4 separate regions of the Homo sapiens genome follow, and all the other regions are linked to region 2. A link is a contact called in ENCODE Hi-C or POLR2A ChIA-PET data. All regions are on one chromosome and are shown on one strand. The core of a region is the stretch at or near the end of the contact, and the rest is flanking DNA. Distances in the headings are between cores, read along the strand shown. Region 1 holds the start of SAMD1 (sterile alpha motif domain containing 1). Region 2 holds the start of GIPC1 (GIPC PDZ domain containing family member 1). Region 3 overlaps ADGRL1 (adhesion G protein-coupled receptor L1). Region 4 holds the start of ADGRE2 (adhesion G protein-coupled receptor E2).

What was found. A loop is a pair of places that touch in the nucleus more often than their neighbours do. ChIA-PET counts read pairs that join two places held with the same protein, here RNA polymerase II (POLR2A). Pooled maps may share reads with other maps.
Region 1: a loop to region 2 is called in a pooled map, with 3 times the contacts of the local background. The contact joins the promoter of SAMD1 here to the promoter of GIPC1 in region 2. A Hi-C loop is called at or near these places in 1 of 168 maps with a recorded cell type or tissue (ascending aorta) and 6 of 50 pooled maps. POLR2A ChIA-PET finds 5 or more read pairs at or near these places in 6 of 52 experiments (A673, Caco-2, GM12878 and 3 more).
Region 3: POLR2A ChIA-PET joins it to region 2 with 10 read pairs in A673. The contact joins the enhancer-like site here to the promoter of GIPC1 in region 2. A Hi-C loop is called at or near these places in 1 of 168 maps with a recorded cell type or tissue (psoas muscle). POLR2A ChIA-PET finds 5 or more read pairs at or near these places in 4 of 52 experiments (A673, H1, activated T-cell and 1 more).
Region 4: a loop to region 2 is called in a pooled map, with 3 times the contacts of the local background. The contact joins the promoter of ADGRE2 here to the promoter of GIPC1 in region 2. A Hi-C loop is called at or near these places in 1 of 50 pooled maps. POLR2A ChIA-PET finds 5 or more read pairs at or near these places in 2 of 52 experiments (T-cell and WTC11).

What each region holds. Positions count from the first base shown.
Region 1 is chr19:14,087,958-14,092,766 of GRCh38, reverse strand. It overlaps SAMD1 (sterile alpha motif domain containing 1), which reads left to right and starts at 2,016. Exons shown (of 5, transcript NM_138352.3): 1 at 2,016-2,982; 2 at 3,405-3,699; 3 at 3,791-3,887; 4 at 3,985-4,096; 5 at 4,192-4,809. The coding sequence starts at 2,347. The coding sequence ends at 4,350. PRKACA (protein kinase cAMP-activated catalytic subunit alpha) reads left to right here. Exons shown (of 10, transcript NM_002730.4): 10 at 1-1,079. RefSeq lists silencers at 1,281-1,610, 1,661-1,710, 1,851-2,070, 2,401-2,660, 2,961-3,010 and an enhancer at 3,655-4,164.
Region 2 is chr19:14,492,710-14,498,074 of GRCh38, reverse strand. GIPC1 (GIPC PDZ domain containing family member 1) reads left to right here and starts at 1,948. Exons shown (of 9, transcript NM_005716.4): 1 at 1,948-2,038; 2 at 5,163-5,218. RefSeq lists enhancers at 1-426, 1,707-2,633 and silencers at 1,615-1,674, 1,815-2,044.
Region 3 is chr19:14,165,429-14,170,640 of GRCh38, reverse strand. The region is part of intron 4 of ADGRL1 (adhesion G protein-coupled receptor L1); the gene reads left to right. It overlaps ADGRL1-AS1 (ADGRL1 antisense RNA 1), which reads right to left. Exons shown (of 3, transcript NR_045214.1): 3 at 1-1,864. Among named protein-coding and RNA genes, the nearest start is that of ADGRL1-AS1, 31 kb to the right of the region's middle. RefSeq lists a silencer at 2,631-2,820 and an enhancer at 2,691-3,190. Within about 2 kb of position 3,305, at least 7 of the 41 ENCODE cell types and tissues checked have a DNase peak (open chromatin) inside an H3K27ac peak, as active enhancers do.
Region 4 is chr19:14,777,226-14,782,138 of GRCh38, reverse strand. ADGRE2 (adhesion G protein-coupled receptor E2) reads left to right here and starts at 3,579. Exons shown (of 21, transcript NM_013447.4): 1 at 3,579-3,882.

The DNA of each region.
Region 1 (4,809 bases), core at 767-3,266, 410 kb after region 2:
GACAGGGTATGGAAAGAGGGGCTCACGCTTAACTCCAGCCCCCACCCACACCCCCATCCCACCCAACCACAGGCCCCACTTGCTAAGGGCAAATGAACGAAGCGCCAACCTTCCTTTCGGAGTAATCCTGCCTGGGAAGGAGAGATTTTTAGTGACATGTTCAGTGGGTTGCTTGCTAGAATTTTTTTAAAAAAACAACAATTTAAAATCTTATTTAAGTTCCACCAGTGCCTCCCTCCCTCCTTCCTCTACTCCCACCCCTCCCATGTCCCCCCATTCCTCAAATCCATTTTAAAGAGAAGCAGACTGACTTTGGAAAGGGAGGCGCTGGGGTTTGAACCTCCCCGCTGCTAATCTCCCCTGGGCCCCTCCCCGGGGAATCCTCTCTGCCAATCCTGCGAGGGTCTAGGCCCCTTTAGGAAGCCTCCGCTCTCTTTTTCCCCAACAGACCTGTCTTCACCCTTGGGCTTTGAAAGCCAGACAAAGCAGCTGCCCCTCTCCCTGCCAAAGAGGAGTCATCCCCCAAAAAGACAGAGGGGGAGCCCCAAGCCCAAGTCTTTCCTCCCAGCAGCGTTTCCCCCCAACTCCTTAATTTTATTCTCCGCTAGATTTTAACGTCCAGCCTTCCCTCAGCTGAGTGGGGAGGGCATCCCTGCAAAAGGGAACAGAAGAGGCCAAGTCCCCCCAAGCCACGGCCCGGGGTTCAAGGCTAGAGCTGCTGGGGAGGGGCTGCCTGTTTTACTCACCCACCAGCTTCCGCCTCCCCCATCCTGGGCGCCCCTCCTCCAGCTTAGCTGTCAGCTGTCCATCACCTCTCCCCCACTTTCTCATTTGTGCTTTTTTCTCTCGTAATAGAAAAGTGGGGAGCCGCTGGGGAGCCACCCCATTCATCCCCGTATTTCCCCCTCTCATAACTTCTCCCCATCCCAGGAGGAGTTCTCAGGCCTGGGGTGGGGCCCCGGGTGGGTGCGGGGGCGATTCAACCTGTGTGCTGCGAAGGACGAGACTTCCTCTTGAACAGTGTGCTGTTGTAAACATATTTGAAAACTATTACCAATAAAGTTTTGTTTAAAAAAAAAGTGTCGCTGGTGTTCTCGACTTCGATCACCCACCCACACACCCCCAGGGGGTTGGAAAGGGAATTTCGGACCCCAGCGTGCAGGCCGATCAGGTCCTGGCTTGAAGTCCTTGTAACCAGGGTTTAGCTGAAATTCCGGCACTCCTTCGGCCCCGCAGGAGAAACGAGCGTCAAACTGCCCTTTGACCCCAGATTCGGGGTCCCCAAATCTGCGGCGCGCCCCCTCGGCGTCCAGCCCGGGACCGAGAGGGCGCTCTAGGGAGGCGCTGGGGCTGGCGCGCCAGGAGGCCGAGCGGCGGCGGGGGCGGCCCTGGCAGGGGGAGTAGAAGGGGGAGAGGGTGCGCGCCCCCCTTCCCGCATCCTCAGCGCCGGGCCAGGCGCGCCTGAGGGACGCGGGGGCGGCGGCAGCAGGAGGGTCCCCGCAGCACCCTGCGAGCGCGGCAGCCCCGGCCCGCGGGCGGCGAGTTCCCGGTAAGTGCGGTCCCGAGAGCGGAGCGCGCTGGAGAGGCGTGGAGAGGGGGGCTGGGCGCCGGGGACGTCTGGGTCCCGCGCCCAATGGCTGGAGGGCGGCCGAGCGCCGCCCGCCCGCCCTGCCCGCCCCCTCTCCACTCCCCCCGGCACTCCCCTCCCCCTCCCCCGCCCGCCGCTTTCCCCCGCCCCCGCCCCGGGCCAACTCCGCGGCGCCTCCTTAAAAAGCGCGCGGGAGTTGTAAGGGGGGGCCGGAGCGAGCCGGAGTGAGCGAGAGCGCAGGGTAAAGGGGGCGGGCGGGGGGCCCGGGCTCCACCTTAAAAGCGGGCGCGTGGGGGTGGGAGGGAGGAAGGCGGGCGGCGGGGAGGAGGGAGGGAGGGAAGGAAGGGGGGCCGGAGTGTCCCGGGCGCAGGGCGCGCGTGCGGCGGCGGCGGCGGCGGGGAGGGGCCGGCCGCGCCGCGCTCCCCTCCTCCCCCTCGCATCCCCGGCCCCGCGCGCGCCCAGCAGAAGCGGGTCTGTGTGTGCGTGCGTGCGAGTGAGTGAGTGTGTGCATATTTTTTTCTCTCTTTTCTTTCTCTCTCACTGTTTTTTCCTCTCTCTCTCTCTCCCTCTCTCTCTCTTTTTTTTTTTTTTTTTTTTGCAAAGAAACAGCAGCGCCGCCGCCGCTCCGCCGAGGCGCTGCGCCCCCCGGGGGGGGAGGCGGAGGAGGCGGGCAGCGGCGGAGGGAGGGGAGCCGGGGAGGGGGGCGCCGCGCTGGGAGGGAGGCAGCGCGCACGGTGCAGCCGGGCCGGGCGGGAGGCATGGCGGGGCCCCCGGCCCTACCCCCGCCGGAGACGGCGGCGGCCGCCACCACGGCGGCCGCCGCCTCGTCGTCCGCCGCTTCCCCGCACTACCAAGAGTGGATCCTGGACACCATCGACTCGCTGCGCTCGCGCAAGGCGCGGCCGGACCTGGAGCGCATCTGCCGGATGGTGCGGCGGCGGCACGGCCCGGAGCCGGAGCGCACGCGCGCCGAGCTCGAGAAACTGATCCAGCAGCGCGCCGTGCTCCGGGTCAGCTACAAGGGGAGCATCTCGTACCGCAACGCGGCGCGCGTCCAGCCGCCCCGGCGCGGAGCCACCCCGCCGGCCCCGCCGGCGCCGCCACAGCAGCAGCAGCCGCCGCCGCCGCAGCCACAGCCGCCGCCGGAGGGGGGCGCGGTGCGGGCCGGCGGCGCGGCGCGGCCCGTGAGCCTGCGGGAAGTCGTGCGCTACCTCGGGGGCAGCGGCGGCGCCGGCGGTCGCCTAACCCGCGGCCGCGTGCAGGGGCTGCTGGAGGAGGAGGCGGCGGCTCGAGGCCGTCTGGAGCGCACCCGTCTCGGAGCGCTTGCGCTGCCCCGCGGGGACAGGCCCGGACGGGCGCCGCCGGCCGCCAGCGCCCGCCCGTCTCGCAGCAAGGTGAGCGCGCCGGGGAGCGGGGGCGCCGCGCGGTGGGCAGGTGCGGGCGAAGTTGGTGGCGGGGGCGCGAGTCCCGGGAGGAACTGGGTGGCGGGTGGCTGGGGCTTTGCGCGCGTTTCCTGCGGGCTCGGTGCGTGGTGACCTTGGCAAGTGATTGAATCTCCCGGAGCCTCAGTTTCCTCCGCTGTAAACGCGGTTTAATAACAGTAGCGACCCCTTGGGGTTGTTGAGCGAGTTTAGTAAGATTTGGTTGTCGAGGGCTTTAGTTAACACAGAGCCTGGCACGGAGTGAATGCGTAAAAGTTAGTCCGTATTGTTCTTAAAGGTGGAATCGGTTCCTCCTCCCCACCGCCCGGACGCCACAGTCAGGGTCTGGGATTAGAACAGCTACTAATTTTGCATGCTTCTCTCCTCGGCTCCAGAGAGGTGGAGAAGAGCGAGTACTTGAGAAAGAAGAGGAAGAAGATGATGATGAAGATGAAGATGAAGAAGATGATGTGTCAGAGGGCTCTGAAGTGCCCGAGAGTGACCGTCCTGCAGGTGCCCAGCACCACCAGCTTAACGGCGAGCGGGGACCTCAGAGTGCCAAGGAGAGGGTCAAGGAGTGGACCCCCTGCGGACCGCACCAGGGCCAGGATGAAGGGCGGGGGCCAGCCCCGGGCAGCGGCACCCGCCAGGTGTTCTCCATGGCAGCCATGAACAAGGAAGGGGGAACAGGTAAGGATCCCTCTGGGTGGGGAAGAGTGCTAGGTGGAGAGGAACTCAGCCCGAAGACAAAGCCAAAGACAGGTGTTTTTTTCCTTCCCAGCTTCTGTTGCCACCGGGCCAGACTCCCCGTCCCCCGTGCCTTTGCCCCCAGGCAAACCAGCCCTACCTGGGGCCGACGGGACCCCCTTTGGCTGTCCGTAAGTTGGGGTATTGGAGACATGGGGGTGCTGCTCAGGTGTGTGGTACAGCCAGAGAGACATCCGTGTTCACTGGTGTCTGTTTGTTTTGATGCAGTCCCGGGCGCAAAGAGAAGCCATCTGATCCCGTCGAGTGGACCGTGATGGATGTCGTCGAATATTTTACTGAGGCTGGATTCCCGGAGCAGGCGACAGCTTTCCAAGAGCAGGTGAGTTTCCAGCCCAGGACTACACACTGACAGACACAGAGGGCCTCCCTGGGATGTGCCCTGATCCCGGCTCTCTCTGTTCCTGTCCCACCCAGGAAATTGATGGCAAATCTTTGCTGCTCATGCAGCGCACAGATGTGCTCACCGGCCTGTCCATCCGCCTCGGGCCAGCCCTGAAAATCTACGAGCACCACATCAAGGTGCTTCAGCAAGGCCACTTTGAGGATGATGACCCCGATGGCTTCTTAGGCTGAGCGCCCAGCCTCACCCCTGCCCCAGCCCATTCCGGCCCCCATCTCACCCAAGATCCCCCAGAGTCCAGGAGCTGGACGGGGACACCCTCAGCCCTCATAACAGATTCCAAGGAGAGGGCACCCTCTTGTCCTTATCTTTGCCCCTTGTGTCTGTCTCACACACATCTGCTCCTCAGCACGTCGGTGTGGGGAGGGGATTGCTCCTTAAACCCCAGGTGGCTGACCCTCCCCACCCAGTCCAGGACATTTTAGGAAAAAAAAAATGAAATGTGGGGGGCTTCTCATCTCCCCAAGATCCTCTTCCGTTCAGCCAGATGTTTCCTGTATAAATGTTTGGATCTGCCTGTTTATTTTGGTGGGTGGTCTTTCCTCCCTCCCCTACCACCCATGCCCCCCTTCTCAGTCTGCCCCTGGCCTCCAGCCCCTAGGGGACTAGCTGGGTTGGGGTTCCTCGGGCCT
Region 2 (5,365 bases), core at 699-3,198:
GTGTGGTGGTACATGCCTGTGGTCCCAGCTACTCGGTAGGCTAAGATGGGAGGATTACTTGAGCCTAGGAGGTGGAGGTTGCAGTGAGCTGAGATCCTGCCACTGCATTCCAGCCTGGCCAACGGAGCTAGACACTGTCTCAAAAAAAAAAAAAAAAAAATTCAGAAAGGAGGTGCCCAGTGCTGCTCTGTGTCTTGAGCAATCCCACAATCCCATCACCCCTTCTCCGGGCACTTCCTCATCAGGAAACAGGAGCCAGTTGGAGTCTGGCTCAGGACTCTGCAGCCTCAGTCATGCTGTCCCCTGGGCTCAGCATCCCGTCCTCTCCAAGTGTGCAGGGGGCAGCTTAGATGCCAGGCTCAAGCAGGGCAGGCAGCACAGTCCCACAGAGGGTACTGGCCAGCCCAGGCAACTGATTGCTCAGTGGGATGGCAGAGGTCAGCAGAACAGGAAGGGACGGACAATAGCTGTGCCTGTTGCCTGGCCTGCCACAGCAATCTCGGTGTTTGCCAGCTGGGTGGGGCTGGCTAGGCAATCCTCAGCAGCAAAGCTCAAGGTTCCATCTCCCATTTTAGTTTGCCCCTCTGCAGGTCCTGGTGGGACTGATATGCACAACATCTCACCCTGGGAACTGCAAAGAACCAGTCTTTCTATGGAGCTTGAGCAGGGTCTCAGCACTTAGAGGCTTCCAGGAACTACAGTTCCCAGAACACACAGCATTCAGCCCCAGTTGCTGTCCAAGTGGCTGGGTTTGAACTAGAACAAGGAAATCTCACTTGTCCCGGGAACTGAGCGTCCTGGCCTGGTCCAGGTGCATTTGTGACTCTTGTTTCTTGGATCTGTGTCCACCTGATAAATCCCCCTTCCTTATAAACTACATGGTCTATTTGTCCACACAGGTTTGCTGAGAACCTGCCGTGTGGCAGCCTGAGGTGGGAGTGAGGGGTTGACAAGAGAGACTCAGCCTCCACCCTCACAGTCAGATGGAGGAGACAGATCTATGAAAGGCTGGCTGGGTACCTTCTGTGACCTAGCACATAAACAAACCAACAAGCAGATAAACTATCTCACCCTTGTCTTTCATTGCATCTTGCCTTTCCACACTGATTTACTAGCTCCCACGATATTGCAGTATCCTAAAGCGTGCTGTATCTCTCTGTCCGGCTTTTGCACGCTCTGTTACCTCTACCAGGAGCACATTCAGCTTATTCACTGACGCGTCTTCAGAGGTAGGACAGAGTCTGGCACGGAGCAGTCTGGCACATTAAATATTTGATGAGTGAGTGAACGAATGAATGAATGAATGCCTTTGTCCATTGTACAGCCCAGGAAGCAGGGAAACTCGGGACCCTCCCTATTCATCTCGATCCCCCGCCCGCCCCCAGAGATTGAATGCATCTTTTTATCCGCTCCGAGGATGGCCAGGCTGGGGCAGAGGAGGCCGGGCAGGGAACTGGGTTGGGGACTGCCATTGACCCCCACCCAGGTCTCCTAAACTGTCCGCTTTCCTGGACGTCGGAAGTTCGAATCCTTTCCCCGAAACCTGGCCTAGGTCACCTGACTCCCCCGCCCCTCACCACCCAGGGCACCCGAGACTGACACTCAGCCGACAGCACGTGGTTCAGGGGCCCCAGCTTCCTTCCCATTGGCCGCTTGTCTCCTTCCTCCCTCGCGATTGGCCGGGGCCCAGCTGCAGCTCCCCCCCCTCCTCAGCCCTCCGGTGGTACAGCCAGCCGCGGCTTAGGCGGGGCGGAACGGTCCACTGCTTCGCGGCGAGGGGAGGAGTCGGGAAGAGCCGGGCGAGGCGGAGGGATCCCTCTGGAATGTTTCCGTCGGGTCCACCCGAAGCGGAAGACGCGGATTGGCTGCGAGCACCGAGAGGCAGCCGCTGATTGGCCGGCCGCGGGCGTCGGCCCCGCCCCCCAGGCGCCGCTGCGGGAGAGGCCCGGTCTGGAGTTTGCGGAGGGCCGAGCCGGGTGCGCACGGGGAGGCGGAGGCAGCGGCGGCGGCGGCGGCGGCGGCGGCGGCGGCGGAGCAGGTGAGTGGCCTCTGCGAGAAGGATGTGTCTGCTCCGGGGGCCTCGGGGGTCGCGGGCCTGCGAGGATCCGGCCGATCCTGCAGGGTGGGGCCGGCGCCGTGGACGCGACTGGAGGTCTAGGCTGCGCGCGGGGATGCCGGAGGCCCCTTCCCAGGGGAAGCGGGGGTGGGGGGTGGTGGGGGCAGCTCCCTTCCTGCTGGCGGGCAGGGGACAAACGCCTCCCAACGCTGGGCTGGGGTTTCTGGGCTTGCCCCTCCCCCCGTCCCCCGGCTGGACTGTCCCCATCCCAGCGTGGACAGGCGCGGGGTCAGTGTTTCTGACCCTTTCCTGGGCACTTCCCCTGAGCTAACCGCGTCTGAACCCTCCAGGGCCTTGGGGGGGACGCAGTGAGGACCACGGTCTGAATAATAATCGTCATGAAAAACTCCACCTCAGCTAGCATTTATTGGAGAGCTTCCGTGTCAGGCATTTACCATGAGGATAATTGACTCTAAACACCTCATGGGAGGTGCTGTGCCTTCTTGTAAAAAAGGTGAGGCAGCCTACCCAGAGAGGTGGAGTGACTTGCCCAAGGTCACACAGCTAGTAACTGGCACATCTGGGACTGGAACTCATGCCCCAGGGTCCAGAACTGGAGTCACACCCACTAGACTGGATACCAATAACTCCACGGCTCAGTTGTTGCTGAGTAGCTCCGGCCCCCTACCCCTCCCACCCCCTACCCCGTACTCATCATCAGGGCCACACCTGCTGGTCTTTTGCTTTACCAGCCACTCAAACAGGAAGCTGCCCTCCTTTCCCTTCTCCCCAGAGCTGGAGAGGGCAGGTCTAACTACCTGGGTCCAGAGAAGAGAGTGGCGTCTGCAGGGGGCCAGGATGCTGGGGTCTGGGCCCACTGGGTTCCCCCCTGGCAACCTGGGCCGAGGCTGGGAAGTAGGCGTTCTCCCCGGAAACACCCAGGAGCCGGTTTTTCAAGAGTGAATCAGAGGCCTCTTTCCCTCCTTCTCTCCAAAGCAACACTGTGCTGGAACGGGGAGCCTGGGCGTGGTTTCCCCCTTCCCCTAGCTTCTGTGTGCTCCCAGGAACCCCCTTCCCCTCCTCCTGCTGGCCACACTGCTTCTGTGTGGCCGTGGGGTTGCTAAGTTTCAGGCCCTTCCCAGGATGAGGGGGTGAGGATGCTGAAATTCCAGCCCAAACACTCAATATCCGGGCTGAAGTGGCTCTTCATCTCTGTGTTCAGGTGTGAGGGGAGCCAGGGAAAGTGGGGAGCCTAGGACAGTTGGCAACCGCACAGCAGGCATGTTTAGGGGGCTGTTTCAAGGATGGGGAGCACAGAGAGCAATCAGAACGAGGACCTGAGACACATTCATTCACTCAGTCTACAAATATTTAGTGAGCACCTGCTACGTGCATGTGCTAGGCACTGTTCTTGGCACAGAAAATGCAACAGTGAACAAAACAAAATCCCTACTTTTGAGGAGTTGGCACTCTGAAAGGAAGGAAGCAGCCAACAAACAAGTTAGCAAGTAAATAAAGAAGATAATTTCAGATGGCACTAACTGCTATGAATAAAATATGAGCGGGTGGTACTGTAGAGAGTAGTTGTGGGCAAGGGGTGCCAGCCCAGCAAAGATCAGGCAAGGGGGCCCGGGCGCGGTGGCTCACGCCTGTAATCCCAGCACTTTGGGAGGCCGAGGCGGGTGGGTTGCTTGAGGTCAGGAGTTTGAGACCAGCCTGGCCAACATGGGGAAACCCTGTCTCTACTAAAAATACAAAAATTGGCTAGGGGCATGGCTCACCCCTGTAATCCCAGCACTTTGGGAGGCTGAGACAGGTGGGTCAAGAGGTCAGGAGTTTGAGACCAGCCTGATCAACATGGTGAAACCCCCTCTCTCCTAAAAATATGAAAATTAGCTGGGTGTGGTGGCGCACGCCTGTAAGCCCAGCTACTCAGGAGGCTGAGGCAGGAGAATCGCTTGAACCCGGGAGGCGGAGGTTGCAGTGAGCTGAGATCGTGCCACTGCACTCCAGCCTGGGCTACAGAGCGAGACTCCATCTCAAAAAAAAATAAAAATAGGCCAGGCGTGGTGGCTTATGCCTGTAATCCCAGCACTTTGGGAGGCCGAGGCAGGCAGATCACCTGAGGTCAGGAGTTCAAGACCAGCCTGACCAACATGGAGAAACCCTGTCTCTACTAAAAATATAAAATAAGCTGGGCGTGGTGGCACATGCCTGTAATCACAGCTACATGGGAGGCTGAGGCAGGAGAGAATCGCTTGAACCCGGTAGGCAGAGGTTGCGGTGAGCCAAGATCGCGCCATTGCACTCCAACCTGGGCAACAAGAATGAAACTCCGTCTCAAAAATAAATAAATAAATAAAAATAAACAAATACAAAATAAAAATACAAAAATTAGCCGGATGTGGTGGTGCGTGCCTGTAATCCCAGCTACTCAGGAGGCTAGGGCAGAAGAATCGTTTGAACCCAGGAGGTGGAGGTTGCAGTGAGCTGAGATGGCGCCACTGCACTCCAACCTGGGTGACAGAGCAAGACTCCATCTCGAAAAAAAAAAAAGAGAGAGAGATGGGCAAGGCCAAGGTCTTTAGGCTGGACCAAGTTTGGAATCACATGGTTGGAGCAGAAGATGAACCCAGAGCAGCGATTCTGCAGGGGTTTGTGGGTCACAGTAAGGAGATTGCAGTTTTTCTTCCAGAAGGTGGGAAACTGTTGTAAAGTTTCAGGCAGGGCAGTGATGCCATCTGGTTTACGTTTTAAAATAGAGACATGAAGTTAAATGACAGCCTGAAGCTGGAAGACAAGAGTTCTGCCAGGGCAGCATGCAATTAAGTTCATGGGCCTGAGCCATCTGTACCACAGGGGCAGTTCCAGCATGCTGGGGCAAGCCTGGGAGGCTTCATGGAGGAGTGGGCCTGGAGTAGGTATTGGCAGGCAGAGAGGGTTGGGATATTCCTGGGCAGGGCAGGGCAGAGGAGGAGACACCCATAGTAATGACAACAGCGTCCTTAAATGGAGTCTGAGGCAGAGTGTAGATGGGATACGTGGGTAATCTCTTTGGATTTCCACAACCACCTTGAGAGTGACAGGAATTCCACCCATTTTTCAGATGAAGAAACTGAGGCCCTGTGATGTGAAGTGACTTGCCCCCCAGCCACACAGCTGGTAAGTGGCAGGGGTGGGATTTGAACCCAGGCCACGAAGCCTCTTATGGCCGTGGCAGGCAGATTCATTACTCACTCACTTTCCTCACTGCTGTTAATGCCTCCTCACGGGTGGGGACACGGAAGCTGGCATGAACCAGGGCAGTGG
Region 3 (5,212 bases), core at 2,056-4,555, 330 kb after region 2:
CATGAGTGAGTGAGGAGGAGACACCTTGACCCATCACACATGTGCACACATGCATGGGGCCTGGGCACAGTGGGGACAGCCGGGCCTGCTCTCTCCAACACACATTCTCTAATCCCAGACACCAGTGTCCACACTCAGTGCCTGCTCCCCCGCCTCACAGACTCTGTCCCCTCCTGTGGGGACACCTTCTCCAGCTCTCCTTACCCCAGCCCACTCACCCTGCTTCTTCATGCACCCTATACTCATTTCCACACTGCCAGGCCATGGTCCCGTGCTCTGCCTGGCACACTTACGTCTCTCTCTTCTCCCTTGGCCTCTATGCTTTTCTCCCCCATCTGCCTCCCTCGCCTTCTCACATCCCTTCCTTTTCTGACTCTTCTGACCTTTTCTGACCCTTCTCATCTACCTTCTCTTCCCTCTCACTTACCCCACTGCCCCTCTCAACACCGTTCTCTCAGCACCCTCACTCCCCACACACTTCTTCCCAATCATGGAAGCTGGACTCTACACCCATAGAGTGGGATACCATCCTCTGAGGCCTGGTGGCAGATTCAGGGTGAAGGGCTGGGGGGCATTTTCAACAGATTCATAGCTCCTCACTGGTCTCCCCATTACCATGTGGCACTTCCTGTCTGCAAAGGAAATGCCGCCATGTTGGACTGAGGGTGGCCTCCAGGCAGCCTGAAGAAAGTGATTTGGGGAGCCAGGAGCCTGGCCATCTTGCACCTGGCCAAAGGGATCAGACAAAGACAAGGTCTCTCCTCCTCAGCACCCCACCCTTGACATCACCTTTTTCCTGCCCTCTCTCCTCCCTCCCTCCTTCCCATTATCCCTTCCCTTCTCCTCCCACAATGGGTTCCATGTAGTCAACCTGGTGGTAGGGCCTCCGGGAAGAGTGGGGAGAAGGCAGGGCCATCAGGGTGTCTGAGTGTGGCGGGCCGGGTTTGGGGACTAAGAGGCCCTGTAACTCTCCCTCCTCTCCCCTCCCACCCCAACCTTCCCTGCCAGCCTTTGATTTCTCCTCACAGGTGACTCGATGCTGGGGAAACAGGATCCCTTCTGTGCTTCCGTAATTTTCTTCTTTTACTCTTCGTCCTTTCCTTTCAGCGCTTGAGGCCTTCAGCCACCACCGAGGGGGATGCCCATCTGCTCCTTGAAGCCTCCCCACAGCACTGGGGACACGGCTGACTCCCGCGGCTGGGACAGCGGGGAAGGGGGGTGGGAGGCAGCGAGCTCAGCACAGGGGGGCAGTCAGATGGGTGTAGGTTCAAGGCTCGACTGGGCTCTTGAGTTTTCTGGCTCTGAAACCTTGAGCAAATGATTTAATTTCTCTGGGCCACTACGGAAGGAGGTGTGAGTCCATGAGATGACATGTGAGAAGCGCTTGGCCCAGGGCCGGCCACAAAGTCGCTCCTGGTGGCAGGGTTTTGAGTGCCGAGTGTAAACTTCCCAAGGGCAGAGGCTTCGTCTTCACCCGCCGCCCCAGCGCCCAGACCCATGCCTGGTTCAGGATGTGCTCAGTAATATTACCAATGCCCTTTAAGCCAGCTGAGCCTGTTTATTCATCTGTGATGGGGTGGAGAGGGGTCAAAAGCCTTCCCTGGGAAGCCACAAGGAGTAGCGACAACGCATGTCAAGCTTGTGTGCACCCGAGCTGTAGATGCAAAGGAAATGGTGCCTGCTTTCGCCAGCCATGTGGCCTCACTTCAGTGTGCCTCAGTTTTCCCATCTGTAGACAGGGTTCTCAAAAGACGGCCAGTGAGGTGCGTAGCATAGTTGCTGGCCCCTCGTGAGTGCTGGACACTTGGTAGTCGTTGCTTTTGTTGCAGCTCCTTGTAATGCCTCTTGTCAATTACGATTATTGCTGTGGTAATCAAAATTAAAATAACAACGGATAATGACCCAACTTCTCCCGAGGCAGGTGAGATAAAGGGCAGGAAAAATTCCTCGGTCCAGGTGGAAGCCAAAGCAAGTAGACGAGAGGCTCAGGTCAAGCCGCAGGAAAGAAGCTAGGGGAGGAGAGGAGCTGAGAAACCTCCTGGAGCCGAGGCCCTGAGCGTGGTCCAGGGGCTACAACCGACAGAGACCAGGCAGGCTCCAGGGACAGAGGGCAGGACAGTTCAGAGGATGAGTGGCTGCCTGTCTGATGGAAGAGAGATAGCCTGAGCCCTTGGGGAGACAGGAGACACACGCACACACACACACGCGCAGACATGTGTGCACACATACGGGGTGGATGTTGGGGGCAGAGCTAACTCCTGATGCTCCAGAGGAAGGAGGCTGGAGTTAAAGCGGGGACAGGAGGTAGCTAGAGGACAGGGAGGCCAGGCACTCACTTGTCCCCAAAATGTTCACTGAGCATCTCCTGAGTGCCAGGCCCTGGGTGAGGCGCTGGGAAGGGAGGCAGAGGCTGCCCCTGCGGAGCTCCCTGCTGGAACCTTCAGAGAGGGGCCAGGAGAGCCAGTCCCTCCAGTCAGAAGTTCCTGAGGGGCCAGGGATGCAGAGGGGGAGCGGCCTGGGCAGCCACCTGGCCCAGGGCTTCAGAGGCTGGGGGTGACCCCAGTGCTGGTGAGGGTGGGTCAGGGGTGGGTGGCAGGGGGCACGTGATGTGTGGGAACCCTCCCACACAGTGGACAAGCCCGACTAATGCTGGATTTGCTTTGCAGCTGAGCACAGTCTAACCGCGCCCCTTCCTCCCCTAGGTGCCGCCCGTCCGCAGGGCAGCGGGCAGGGCGGAGCTCCCAGCTCCTGGGCCCCCGGGCCCTGGGTGGGTTGAGCAGAGAAGCCGAGCCTCAGACTTGCCCCTGGGGAGCCTGGGAGCGTGTCTGTGCCCCCACTTGCTGTCCCACCCAGTCTGTGTCCCCCACCCCCGCCACCTCTCTGCCTCCGTCTCCCCAACCCTGGCTCTCTCTGGGGCCCGGGTGCAACTGCCCGTCTGCCTGTCGTTCTGTGTCTGGCTCTGCCACCTTCTCTCTGTGTTTGCTTCTTCTGGGTTGTGAGGGCTTGGGGGAAGTCAGCTGGACCTGGGTGAGGCCAGCATAAAGGGGAAGGAGTTCAGCCTGTTTCTTGGCTGAGGGTGGGCCCAGGCCCTGGGAGACACTGAAATCCTTCCCCTGGGGCCCCTGGTTCTAGCAGGAGGGCAGCAGGCAGGGTGGGAAGGGAGCCGAGTGGCTTATCCACCCCACCACTCCCTGGTGCCCCCTCTGACCGGAGCCCACCTCCCAGCTGGGGCTCCCTACTCCCTGCCCCCGCCTTGCACCAAGGGTGCCCCCTCCCACCTGAGGGCTCTGTCTGCCTGCCTGTACCCCCCTACCACCCCTGTGTCTTTCTGTGTCTTCTCCCTCCTGTGTGTGTCCCCCTCGTCCCTCTGACTGTCTCCCCAGCACCCTCTCACCCCACCTGACCACCCCCAGAGGAAGGGACCTGGGGGCGGGGGCCCGAGCTGATGCTACGGAAGGGGTTGGGGAAGCAGGAGCGAGGAAGGAAAGGAAAAGGGGGCGTGTTGCCAGAAAAGAAACGAAAGCAATTTAATCTCTTTTTTTTTCTCTTTTTTTCTTGCACATTTTTTTTTTCAATTTGTTTTCTCTCTCTCTTCCGATGCTTAAAGTAGAAGTGGAGCAGAAAGGTAAACGCACTGTTACCAATGCTAACCCCTAACTCACACTTTGTTCTACCTGTACCATACTTATGTGACCTGCCCTCCCCCGGCCCCTTCTTCTCTCCCCAACCCACACTTGGTCCGGTCGGTATCCCCCACCCTGGGTTGTCCTCCCAGTGGGACCAGCCCTGGTGCGGCCACGGGCATCTCCACCCTCCAGATACCCACGGAAGCTCCTCTCTGAGCTTGGGCAGGATTTTCTCTCTCTCGCTGTTTCTGTCTCTCTCTGTCCCTCCTTCCTGGTCCCTGGCCCTTTCGGGGGACCTGGCCTTTTCTCATACTTCTTTTGCCTCCTTCAGGAGAAGTGTATAAGCATCCAGGGCGGGTGGGGAGGGAGGGACTCCCTTCCCCGGCTCCCCCACTGGGGCACCGGGTGAGCTGTCTCTCTCTCTCTCTCTCTTTCTCTCTCTCTCTCTCTCTGTCTCTCCCCTCTCTCTTCCTCCTTCCCCTGTACCTTTTATAACATGTTTCTGGTTCATGGGAGGCGGGCTGGAGGGGACACCATTGTTTTCCTTTTGGGGAGCAGATTCTCCTATGTCTCGGGCTCCTGGTGGCTTAAGTTCCTTCTGGTTTGATGTTTCCAAGGCCCAGAGCTGTTTTGGAGCATGGAGCACCAGTCCTCCCCACCCCCAACCTGATCCCCATCTCTGACCAGCTGGGGGCCCAGCCCTGGGGAGGGGTGTCAGCTGTCCCCAGCCCTGGGAGGGGGCAGCCTGCCAAAAAATGAAAAAATGAGGGCGAGGGGGCGGGGGCGGGCCTCGTGGTTGGGGGAGCGAAGGGTGGGGGAGCGTGTTCTCTGTTTCTTTCACACTTGCAAAGCTGCAGTCAGGGTTTCTTCTGGGCTGTTGTGGTTAGAGGACCAGGGAGATGGGCGGCGGGCGGCGGGGGCACAGTCTGGGGACTTCCACAGACTCCGTAATTTCTAGCAGAGAACTCCCTAGTGGATGGGGCTGGCCATTACTGGCTGTTATTGGGGGGAGCGGAGGTGCTGCTGCTGAGGGGCTTCTAGGGTGAGATGTTAGGGATGACCATTTCCTCTCCAGAAAGTTTTGGGAAATTTACCCATCTGAGGCCGGCAGCAGCAGGCAGGGCTGGAGGACATGGCCTTTAGGGATCCCTTTTGCCTTGAAATTACAGTGGTCTGTGGAGCATCCCTTCCGAAGGAGGTGGGGCAGGGTCCCTCTGAGCTGCTCCCCTCCCCGTCTTCCCCTCTCCCCCATCTCAGAGAGGCCTGGGCTGCTGGCCCCAGGTCCGCCCCCTCACCACACCCCTCCAGTCTCCTCTCTTTCTCCTGGAGTCTCTCTCCCTCCCAGCACCAGCCACTCTTCTTGCAGGCCCACTGGTTTGGATGCGGCACCACTGGAGATTTTCTCTTCGAGGGCCAGGGCAGGGCGGGTGGGGTGACGGGGCAAGGGAGGGAAGAGGAGGGATTGGGAGTTTGGTGCTGGTGAAGGGTCCTTGCTGTCCAAGGCCCCAGACAGACCCTTCCTCATCTTCTCCCCCTTCCCCTGGGTTGACCTCTAACCACATTTTTCCCCCCTGACACCCTCTGAG
Region 4 (4,913 bases), core at 2,330-4,829, 280 kb before region 2:
ACCACCATACCCGGCTAATTTTTGTACTTTTAGTACAGACGGGGTTTCACCATGTTGGCCAGGCTGGTCTTGAACTCCTGACCTCAGGTGATCTGCCCACCTCGGCCTCTCTGGGATTACAGGCATGAGCCACCGCGCCCGGCAGCCTTGATTATTTTTTAAAGTCTTCTTGCATATGTTTGTATCCTGAAACCAAATCTTTTATTATCTTTGTATCTCAGCTTTTTTGCAAGGTGGCTTTTTCCTATGGGGCTTTGGAGACTTTTTCAAGATTCTAGTATGGAATCTGTCATGCTGCAATTTAAGATTTTTTTCTCCTGACTTCACTCAGTTTTTAAATTTAAAAAAGGAGTGTGGCTAGGCATGGTGGCATGCACCTGTAACCCCAGCATTTTGGGAGGCTGAGGTGGGCGGATCACTTGAGGGTCAGGAGATCGAGACCAGCCTGGCCAACATGGTGAAACCCCGTCTCTACTAAAAAATTAGCTGGGCGTGGTGGTGTGTGCCTGTAATCCCAGCTTCTAGGGAGGCTGAGGCAGGAGAATTGCTTGAAGCTGGGAGGCGGAGGTTGCAGTGAGCCGAGATCTCGCCACTGCACTCTAGCCTGGGTAACAGGGCAAGATTCCGTCCCCCTCACACACACACAAAAAAAGTGAAAAGTTAGCCAGGCATGGCAACATATGCCTGTAGTCCCAGCTACTTGGTAGGCTGAGGCAGGAGGATCACATAAGCCCAGGACGTGCAGGTTGCCTGAAGCCATAATTGTGCCACCGCCACTGTGCTCCAGCGTGGGCAACAGAGACCCTGTCTCTAAAATAATAACAATAAATTATACTAATATAATTAATAATACCATTATTATTGTTGGTTGGATAATCTTGGGTTGCTTCTTTTTTTTTTTTTTTTTTTTTTGAAACGGAGTCTGGCTCTATCGCCCAGGCTGGAGTGCAATAACGCGATCTCAGCTCACTGCAACCTACATCTCCTGGGCTCAAGCAATTCTCCTGCTTCAGCCTCCCAAGCAGCTGGGATTACAGGTAATCTTGGGTTACTTCTTAGCTGAGCAACCTGGGGCCAGGGGCCCCAAACCCCCAGGTTCCAGTTCCCCTTTTGACAAATGAGGACCATGTTCGCACCCCCCATCATTGCAGAGGTTGTCCAGAAGCTGCAAAATAGGTCAGCAGGACTGAGACTTCTGGACAAAGAGAAGGCGGAGAAACATAGGCAGACACCCCGGCAGGGACCAGATCAGCGAGGCTGAAGGAGGCTTCCTTTAGCTGGGCGGCAGCGGAGTGGAGTGGCAGGAGTACTACTAATTTGCATGGTTTACCATATAGGGCCCCACTCAGCACAGGCTCTGTGCTGGTGCTCTGCAGAGAAAAAGACAAAAGTCACTCAGGGGGCTGACAGCCTAATGCGGCTCGAGGGCAGATGGTTGCTAGGGAAGAAGGGAGATGGTGAGAAGTATTGGAGAGACTCAAGAAAGCCGCCAGGAATGGTGACTCACGCCTGTAATCCCAACGCTTTGGGAGGCTGAGGCGCGTGGATCATTTGAGGACAGGAGTTCGAGACCAGCCTGGCCAACATGGTGAAACCCTGTCTCCACTAAAAATACAAAAATTATCTAGATGCGATGGCAGGTGCCTATAATCCCAGCTACTCGGGAGGCTGAGGCAGGAGAATTGCTTGAACCCGGGAGGCAGAGATTGCAGTGAGACGAGATAGCACCACTGCACTCCGGCTTGGGTGACAGAGCAAGACTTCGTCTCAGAAAAAAGTAATAATAAATAATAATAATAATAATAAAATAAAAATTTAAAAAGAATGTTTCAGGCCGGGCATTGTGGTTCACGCCTGTAATCCCAGCACTTTTGGGATGCCAAGGCAGGCAGATCACTTGAGGCCAGAAGTTCGAGACCAGCCTGACCAACATAGCGAAACTCCATCTCTGCTAGAAATACAAAAATTAGCCAGGCGTGGTGGCTTGCACCTGTAATTCCAGATACTTGGGAGGCTGAGGCAGGAGAATCTCTTGAACCCAGGAGGCAGAGGTTGCTGTGAGCTGAGATCACATCACCACACTCCAGCCTGGGTGACAGAGCGAGACTCTGTCTCAAAATAAATAAATGAATGAACAAATAAATAAAATAAAATAAAAATACAAAAATTAGCCAGGTGTGGTGGTGGGCACCTGTAGTCCGAGCTACTCTGGAGGCTGAGGCAGGAGAATCGCTTGAACCCGGGAGGCGGAGGTTGCAGTGAGTCGAGATGGCGCCACTGTACTCCAACCTGGGCAACACCAGAGTCTGTCTCTAAAATACAGTAAAATAAAATTAAATTAAGAAGAGTCGATGATCACCATGAAGGGGTGTAGGGACAATCCCTGGCATCAGGAAGTGCCACTACCTCCCTGAGATTCTGCAGACGCCAGCTGTCTGACCTGCCCGTCTGATCTGCAGAGAAGGGACGTTGAGCCCTGGGGTTCTAGCTGGAGTTTCTGGCTTTCTGAGAAAAAAAAGGCAAAATCCCTCCAGACCTGGTCTGGCCCTCTCTCCTTCCAGCTTCTGCTGGTGTTCACTCCCCTCCCCCACAGCCCAGGCCACCCCCACAGGAGCCCGGGACAGGAAGGGGTAAATTCTAGGACTGTGGATGTTTGATTATTCCCAGGACAATAGTTCTCTGACTTCAGTCATTAGTGACTTTTTTCTCCATCGCTGCAATCTCCCCCTTTGAACAACTGAACTATATTTTCCTTAGCATTCATCACTTCTGCATCTTGAATTTACTCATGTAACAAGGAGACTTGATTTCGGCATCCTCACTGAAAAACCCTCCTCATTGCCCCAGATAGTAGGGAAACCTAAAAATAAATATAAATATGAGGAACACAAAACCAAGTCCTTGAATTCTGGCTGGATACAGACACCTGCTAAGCCTCAGGGTCACGGAGGCGCTAAAGACATGTTAGTGCCCAGTGGAGACTTTCCCCTGGGCTCATCGCAGGGACTCCAGGGCTGGGCTGCCGGCCTGTGGATCTGAGTCTCAGCTGGGTGAGTCACTTGTGCCTCAGTTTCCTCCTCTGTCAAATGGGAATGACAACATCATTGCAGATGTTTTAAGGAGTAAATGAGTTAATATAGATTAAAAAAAAAAAGCACTTAGGACCAGACCTGGTACAAATTAAGTGCTCCATAAATAATAGCATTTTCTTGGCAGGATAGCGAGATCTCGTCTCTACAAAAAAAAAAAACACTTAAGGAGAAAACTAGCCAGACGTGATGGTGCACAGCTGTAGTCCCAGCTCCTCAGGAGGCTGAGGCAGGAGGATCCCTTGAGCCCTGAAGTTTGAGGCTGCAGTGAGCTGTGATGGTGACCCTGCACTCCAGCCTGGGTGACAGAGTAAGATCTCTTAAAAATATATATAGCGTTTTAAAAAATGATTACGTACCTCAAGAGACAAGCTAATCATATGATTTATCCAGAAAGGAAAGAACCCTCCTATCACATGATTCTCTGTTGATTAACGAAGTGCCCAGGGGCCTCTGAAATATAAGTTTCCCACAGGAGGAAACTGGCTTAGAAAGACCAGAAAGATCCGGGGGGTCTGCTCTGTGCGGTGAAGCTTCTCTTCTTGGCACCTGCCTGGCATCGGAAGAGGGCCCCTTCTCCCTCCCTGGGCTTTTATGTGGACACTGTAATGCCTCAGTTTTCTTTCTTTCTTTTTGTTTTTGACACAGGGTCTCACTCTATCACCCAAGCTGGAGTGCAGTGGCACCATCTTAGCTCACCGCAGCCTCAAACTCCCCAGCTCGGGTGATTCTTCCTGCCTCAGCCTCCTGAGTAGTAGCAGCTGGGACCACAGACGTCTGCCACCAAGCCCAGGTAATTTTTTTTCTTTTTGAAGAAACAGAGCTTTGCCATGTTGCCCAGGCTGGTCTCAAACTCCTGAGCTCAAGCGATCCTCCTGCCTCGGCCTCCCAGAGTGCTGGGATCACAGGTGTGGAGAAATAGGAACGCTTTTACACTGTTGGTGGGAATGTAAATTAGTTCAACCATTGTGGAAGATAGTGTGGTGATTTCTCAAGGATCCAGAACTAGAAATACCATTTGACTCAGCGATCCCATTGCTGGGTATATACCCAAAGGATTATAAATCATGCTACTATAAAGACATATGCACATGTATGTTTATTGCGGTACTATTCACAATAGCAAAGACCTGGAATCAACCCAAATGTCCATCAATGATAGACTGGATTAAGAAAGTGTGGCACATATACACCAGGGAATACTATGCAGCTATAAAAAAGGATGAGTTCATGTCCTTTGCAGGGACACAGATGAAGCTGAAAACCATCATTCTCAGCAAACTAACACAGAAACAGAAAACCAAACACCACATGTTCTCACTCATAGGTGGGAACTGAGCAATGAGAACACCTGGACACAGGGCGGGAAACATCACACACTGGGGCCTGTCGGGGGGTGGGGGCCTGGGGGAGGGATTGCATTAGGAGAAATACCTAATGTAAATGACGAGTTGATAGGTGCAGCAAGCCAACATGGCACATGTATGCCTATGTATCAAACCTGCTCGTTGTGCACATGTACCCTAGAACTTAAAGTCTAAAAAATTTAATTAATTAATTAATTAATTAATTTAAAAAGAAAGAAAGAAACCGAGCTTCGCCATGTTGCCCAGGCTGGTCTCAAACTCCTGAGCTCAAGCGATCCTCCTGCCTCGCCCTCCCAGAGTGCTGGGATCACAGGCGTGAGCCTCTGTACCTGGCCTCAGTTTCCTCATCTGGAAAACAGCAGGGGAAGATACTGCCAGCTGGGACGCAGGCTCTGCCAACTCTGGCATGCCAAAGCTCTGGGCACAGGGTGAGCCCTACCAAAGTGGGAGCCCAGAG